Regions from separate parts of the Homo sapiens genome. Here region 2 is linked to region 1. A link is a contact called in ENCODE Hi-C or POLR2A ChIA-PET data. All regions are on one chromosome and are shown on one strand. The core of a region is the stretch at or near the end of the contact, and the rest is flanking DNA. Distances in the headings are between cores, read along the strand shown. Region 1 holds the start of BFSP1 (beaded filament structural protein 1). Region 2 overlaps RRBP1 (ribosome binding protein 1).

The links. Hi-C counts contacts between places; a loop is a spot of excess contacts on that map. ChIA-PET counts read pairs that join two places held with the same protein, here RNA polymerase II (POLR2A). Pooled maps may share reads with other maps.
Region 2: a loop to region 1 is called in a map with no recorded cell type, with 2.2 times the contacts of the local background. The contact joins the enhancer-like site here to the promoter of BFSP1 in region 1. A Hi-C loop is called at or near these places in 1 of 168 maps with a recorded cell type or tissue (posterior cingulate gyrus), 3 of 37 single-sample maps with no recorded cell type and 6 of 50 pooled maps. POLR2A ChIA-PET finds 5 or more read pairs at or near these places in 3 of 52 experiments (H1, Panc1 and activated naive CD4-positive, alpha-beta T cell).

What each region holds. Positions count from the first base shown.
Region 1 is chr20:17,529,575-17,533,167 of GRCh38, forward strand. It overlaps BFSP1 (beaded filament structural protein 1), which reads right to left and starts at 1,805. Exons shown (of 8, transcript NM_001195.5): 1 at 1,379-1,805. The coding sequence starts at 1,755. RefSeq lists enhancers at 1,065-1,605, 1,606-2,145 and silencers at 1,300-1,349, 1,370-1,699, 1,820-1,869.
Region 2 is chr20:17,662,203-17,665,795 of GRCh38, forward strand. All of the region lies in intron 2 of RRBP1 (ribosome binding protein 1), which reads right to left. Among named protein-coding and RNA genes, the nearest start is that of RRBP1, 18 kb to the right of the region's middle. Within about 2 kb of position 2,037, at least 5 of the 41 ENCODE cell types and tissues checked have a DNase peak (open chromatin) inside an H3K27ac peak, as active enhancers do.

The DNA of each region.
Region 1 (3,593 bases), core at 555-3,054:
AAAACTCTACTCTCCTCCCCTTTTAAAAGACTACATGACAATAACATACTTTTTTCCACTGCATAGTATTCCATTACATGGAGGAAGCACCTGTCTCCTTTTAATGGGCATTTATTTGGTTCCAGGCTTATTGCAGATCCTGCTGCAGTGAGTATCTTTGCAGGCATGCCATTGCACACCTGCTGGAGTGTACCTGTTGCAGTGAGTATCTTTGCAGCCATGCCATTGCACACCTGCTGGAGTGTACCTGCTGCAGTATTGGTGGAGGCATGCCATTGCACACCTGCTGGAGTGCATCCTATAATACATTCCTCAAAGTAGCCTTCTGAGTCAAAGAGCACACACATTTATAACTTGAAAAAATGTTGACAAATTGCATCTTTTTTTTAACAGCTCCTATGTGATTTTAACACATTACTCAATCTGTGGGAGGGGAGACCATGCCCTGGACCAGTGCTGCTTAGTCAACATTTAACTTTTTAAACTGAAAATCACCTGGGGAGCTTGTTAAAATGCAGATTCTGATTCTGGAGTTCTAGGGTGGGCCCAAGAATCTGTATTTCTAGCAAACTCCCGGGTGATGCCAATACTGCTGGTCCATGGACCGCACTTTGAGTATCAAGACACTAGAGGACACATACTGAGCATAATTCCCAGGTGTCAGCTGCTATGCCATGAAGGCAATTAGACTTAGCATGCCCAGGACCTAAATTCCAGTCCCGGGACAGCAGTTCGCCAGCTGAGGGGCCTTGCTGGCCAAATCCCTACATTTTCTGAGCCTCAGTCGCCTCATCTGTAAAACAGGTGCAGTAAAGATAAGTATGTAAGGATTAAATAACATCGGTACATCTCAAAACCAATGTGCTGAGCAAAAGAAGCCAGACAATAGAGTACATCCCGTAAGATTCTATTTTTGTGGAACTGTAGAATAGGCAAAGTCAATCTATGGTGATAGAAATCAGAATGGGTGCCTCCGGTCTGGGGCAAAGGGGACTGACTGGGAAAGGGGAGGAGGGAACTTTCAGGGGTAGTGGAAATATCTCACTTGTTTTCGTGGTAACACGGGTATATACATTTGTCAAAACTCACTGAACTATGCACTTCAAATCTGTGCATTTTATAACATGTAAGTTATACCAAAATTTAAAAATAGATGAAAAGTAAATGATACAACTTCGTGTAAACTGTGACGTGCCATCAAAACAGAAGCCAGTCTTAGCTTAAGGAAATGTGCCACCTGCGTGCAGGGATGAGGTCATCGATCGACAGGGGACCAGAGACGGCGCTCCACCCCTGCATGGTAGCAGCGTGCTCCCAGCCCCGCGCCGCCGGGACGGCCCACGCCCTGCCTCGGTTTCCCCCGATGGCCGCCGCTTACTTGCTTCGGAACTCGTCGAGCGCGCGCTGCGCCTCGGTGCCCTGGCGCTCCAGCCGGGCGCGCTCGGCCTCCAGGTCCCGGACGCGCTGGCGGTTGCTCTCGACTTGGCGGGCGAGGGCGTCCTCGGGCCCGGCCAGCTCGCCCAGGCGCTGGAAGGCATCCAGCTGCCTCCGGAGCCCGGCATGGCGCTGCTCGAGGGCGCGGGCCCGCTGGACGTGGGCGGCCACGCGCTCGCCGAGCCCCTGCAGCGCCGCCAGGCTCGTTGCCCCAGCCCAGCCCTCGTCGGCCGGGCGCTCGGGCTCGGCGGCGCGCGAAGCCTCGTCGGCGTGCTCGTACTGCTCCTTGCGGGTCTGGAAGACGTAGCTGCGCCGGTACATGGCTGCTCTGGCGCGGGCGCGCGGGCGGCGCCGAGCCGGCTCTCCAGGAGGCCCCCGGCGCAGCCCGCAGCCCGCTAAATAAACACCGGAGGCCCCCGGCGCGCTGCTGGGACGTTCCAGAGCCGATCAGCAGTTGGGCGCCACGCTGGGCCCGGGCGCGGGAGAAGAAAAGAGCAGCGGCCCGCTTTGTGCGGCGGATTAGCGGCCCATACAGCTCCGGGGTTGGAAGGTTACGCTGGGCAATGAGGTTTTTGTTCCGTGATTGTTCAGGCCTGTTGCTTTTGATTGAATGGAGGGTCAGGGGACACGGGAGCCATGACGCTCTTTTCACTGGTTCCACTGGGGACTGTGAAGGAATCCCCAAGCGAACTCTTTAAACTTGGACTAGCTCAAGAGCCCAGGGCTTGTCACTTTGTCTCCTCTTGCATTCAAACTCAATTGTAGAACTCTTTAACAATGCCATTTTTTTTTTCTGATTACTTAAGCAATTCTTTTTTTTTTCTTTTGGTCTTTTTTATTTCCAATTGCTCGGTTATGCATGCAATTCTTTTTCATAATCATAACATGACGTTTAGGACCCTTCTGTATAGCAGAGGTTCTTAACCATGGATGCAAAATAAAATGGCATGTCTCCATTAAGTAGTGAGGTGTGGCGCAAGTAATTTCTTAGTAATACCCGTGCATAAAAGCCTACAATAACTTAGGAGACATGCACGGTTATGTTTTTATAATTCACCCATGCTCTGATGGAGTTTGACATGCTTTCTTGAATGGAAAAAACAAATAGAGCCCCACCCATGGGCCTGTAATAGGTGGTTCACGCCTGTAATCCTAGCACTTTGGGAGGCCGAGGCGGGCGGATCACCTGAGTTCGAGGCCAGCCTGGCCAACATGGTGAAACTCCGTCTCTACTAAAAATACCAAAATTAGCCAGGCGTGGTGGCGTGTGCCAGTAATCCCAGCTACCTGGGAGGCTGAGGCAGGAGAATCGCTGGAACCTGGGAGGCGGAGGCTGCAGTGAGCCGAGATCGCCCCACTGCACTCCAGCCTGGGTAACAGAGTGAGACTCCGTCTCAAAAAAAAAAAAAAAAAGAAAAAGAAAAAAAGATTGCTTTTTTCTTTTTCTTTTTTTAACATAAAATGTAATACAAAAAAATTTTAATAAAAAATGAGATGGGGTCTTGCTATGTTGCCCAGGCAGGACTCAAACTCCTGGGCTCAAGTGATCCGCCATTAATTGGCCAACCCTCAATTCGAGAATAATAAAGGATTTTGTGCCATTATGTTCCATTTTAATTTTTATTATGGAACTAATAGTTGGATTTTAAGGACAAGCTTTTAAAATATATATATATAATTAATAGCTAGACTTTGACAAATTTAAAAGTAAATTTAAGAAAAGAAATTAATACCACTTGATGAGAATGTTTCTGAATGTAAATATTTTGTCATATCTCCAACTTTAAAAATAAGTATCAAAAGGGTTGTTTTCTTAAAAGGATTAGTAGTACCATATAATTACTAACTATATGGATTGTGTGTGATTATACTACAAATTAAAGTCATAGTTATCAAAGATAGAGAAAGAAAATTACACAGATCTTTGTGGAGTTTATTATTACACCAAAATATTACCTCAAGATAATAGATTCCGTCTGGAATAAAGCTCTGCAAGGCCCTAAACTGTGCTGGTGGCATGGTTATTGTTCTATTTTCTTAAACCATTTAAAATTAGATTTGGCCAGGTGCAGTGGACCACACCTCTAATCCAGAACTTTGGGAGGCCAAAGTGGGAGGATCTCTTGAGGCCAGGAGTTCAAGACGAGCCTTGGCAACAT
Region 2 (3,593 bases), core at 787-3,286, 130 kb after region 1:
CAGTGAGCCAAGATCGCGCCACTGCACTCTAGCCTGGGCGACAGAGCGAGACTCCGTCTCAAAAAAAAAATTTTCAAAAAAAAAAAAATCACTCTCATCACAGAAGGAACACATTACTTTGACCTTTCTAAGACCTTCACAAGAAGAGGGTTTAAAACACTCATGACGAAGAAACTTCCTAGCATATGCTCTCCCTGGGGACAACTCTATCAGCTGCTGTGGCAACACACTTCTCCCACACTGTCACTCGGCGTTGAGCGAGACTGAGTCACACTTTTCATTCCAGTCTTAACCTCTACAAAGTCTTAGGGGAGCTCATGGAGGCCTTTGAATCCTGGGTAAGGCAGCATTTATATTTCCAAATGGGTTCTGACCTCTGGCCGTGGGCAGTGACAGTGTGATCCACAGCCAGGGCACTCTCACGTTTGATCATCGAGGGAGGATACCAGGAACTGGCCTTCCGAGAACACACTCTCAAGCTGGGTGTTAAAAAGGAAATCGCACCCTGCTCAGCCATGGATGGATTCAGTGGGTAGGAGGATGGGGACAAGAAGGTCTGGAACATGGTACAGTCAACCCTCACTTTTTGGCAGGTACCCACCAACCAAAACTCCTCTGGGTACTTACAAGATTTCTCAGAACTCTGCCAAAATGGACACCACATTATAATCACTACATTCAAAAATCCTAAGGCCAGGCATGGTGGTACAAGCCTGTGATCTTAGCACCTTGGGAAGCTGAGGAGGGAGGATCGCTTGAGCTCTGGAGTTCAAGGCCAACCCAGGCAACATAGTGAGACCCCATCTCTATTTAAAAAAAAATAAAAAATCCTCTAAAACACTCCCCTTCTCTAGAGAAACGAACATTAGGGGCCTGGGTCACCCTCACTGAGGCTCCATAAACCCCGAATCGTTTCCCAACAACCATGTGCTCGAGGGGTGGTCTTTACCGAGTCGCGATTGGCACTGGTTGCAGACCGTGACACAGTGAACAGCCACGCACAAAGCGGGGCCTGTTCACAGCCGAGGACTGTGGGGCTCTGTGCAGCCTTGTGGTTTCCAACTTCTAAACTCCAGCAGAAAAGCCAAGGCTGGAAAATGAACTTTTAATCTTACTCAACATAGGCAAACACAGAATACAAAAACATATTCTCTGTTGGGACCCAGAATCGAGAAAAACAAACTCGGGAGAATATTTTTCCTTTGCAACGCACACAAATATATGTTTTATAGCAGCACAAATGTGTCTTCCCAACTTTTGCAGAAAAAGAAATTACATCCCCACCACTAATTCCCAAGTTAGAATTTTTTAAAAGAAATCTTTCACAAGAAAATGAAAAGCCCTAGTCTTAAGTAGTAATACACTGAAACATTTAAGGCTAAGGCAATACCACCACGGACAGCAAAGAAATCGAAATGAAAAACAACCTTTCTGCTGCTTTGCAGAGTCAGCTTCAGTGAGGCGTAAACATCATGCTGGGAGATCCCTGATTCACAGAAATGATGAAGCCAGGGATGCCTCTCAAATTCGGTTCTCACAATCAGCATTCCGGGAGATTTGCTCCTGAAATCCACACCATGATAAGAGGCCCCCAACAGAAACCTCTTCTAGGGCTTCCTCCACTGCACCAGAGTTAGGGCAGATGTGTGCCCACCCATACCTTGTAGGGTCTGACCACAGGGATCTATATTCTGTCAATTCCAGAAACTTCTGTCAAATACGTACTTTTACTCCCTGCAGTGGTCCTCCCTTATCCTCTGGGAAACTTCCCAACACCCCCAGTGGGTCTGAAACTGCAGTAATACTGAATCCTATATACACTATTTTTTTCCTATACCTACATACCTATGATGAAATTTAATTTAGAAATTAGCCACAGTACGAGATTAACAATAATAAAATAGAACAATTATAACCATATGCTAGCATCACCACTCTTGCACTTTGGGGCCATGATTAAGTAAAGTAAGGGTGACTCAAACACACGCACTGTGATACCAGACAGTGGATCTGAAAGCTGAGAGGGCCACCAAGTGACGCACAGGCAGGTAACACAGACGGCGTGAATCCACTGCACACGGGATCGTTCACATCCCAGGCAAGACGCTACTCAGAATGGCATGCAACTTAAAACTCAGGAAGAGTTTCTTTCTGAAATTTTCCATTTAATATTGTCAGACCACAGCTTTCTGCTGGTAACTGAAACCACAAAGAGTGAAACCATAGATAAAGGGGGACTACGATATTGCTAACATACTCAGACTGTAAGACAAAAAGATGAAGGCCCCAAGAGGGAAGGATGTAGGAGGCTGCGCAGAGGCTGGACAGACTGAACTCACTGGCCCACCTCTAAGATCTTGAGAGAATGGCTCTTCTTCTGTTCTTAAGATTCGGGGAACAAAAGTAAGAGGAAGCCCCAAACTCTTTAGACACAGAAGATATCTGCTAATTCACATGGCCCGGCCAAGCCAGTTGGGTCCAATTTGGCAGCTGGGATTTTGGTAGGTTTTGTGAAAAGACCCTCAACAGCTCCCAGGACTCTGTCTCATTACTAAGCAGCAGCTCCACGGGGGACCGTGTGTGGAAGCTTGGAGAAGCTGTGGGGTAGGGGTGGACAAAGAAAACCAACCCCCAGATCCATTTCCTGGGCATAAGGTGACCTGCTAGGAAGGTACAGAACTAAAACAGAATGACAATAAAACAGAGACCCTAGCAGACATGGCTACATCAGAATCAACAGCTCCTAATTTTTAAAATATTATGAAATGACTCATACAAAAGACTAAAAAGAAAAATATGAACATCCATTAGCCTACCACCCAGGTTTACCAAACCCTAACATTTTGCCATATGCACTTTAGATATTTATTTATATATATATGTATGTGCCTGTGTATACATATATATGTGGGGGGGGGACACACACACATGTGTATATGTATATATATGTCATCTCCCTTCTAGAGGGGGACAACACCCTGAATGGGCCACTTACCACTTCCACCTGCTTTTGCTTCTATTACATGTATCTATCTCTACCAACAAAATACAGCCGTTACTTTGTGTGTTGGTAATTGCTGTGTAAGTGACATTGTTCTGGGTGCTATTTGGTAACATTTTTTGACTAAACTTTGTGAGAATATTCATATAGATACACATAGCTTTGGTTTATTCTTTTTGTTTTTTTGAGACAAAGTCTCTCTCTGTTGCCCAGGCTGGAGCTCAGTGGCATGATCCTGGCTCACTGCAACCTCTGCCTCTCAGGTTCAAGCCATTCTTGTGCCTCAGGCTCCCGAGTAGCTGGGATTACAGGCGTGTGTCACCACGCCCAGCTAATTTTTGTAGTTTTTAGTAGAGACGGGGTTTCACCATATTGGCCAGGCTGGGGTTTATTTATTTTCACTCCTATATTACATAGTTGAACCACAAATTATTAGCCATACTCCTATGCTTTTAGGTTTTAAAAATTTATGCTGTCACACAAAATTGTAGTGTGACATGTCTACCATATGAGTGAAAAATCTCCTTTATACCCCTGAAGCCAGCCACCCAGGGTCGCTTCCTGGAGATAACCATTGTGACAGAAGTCATTT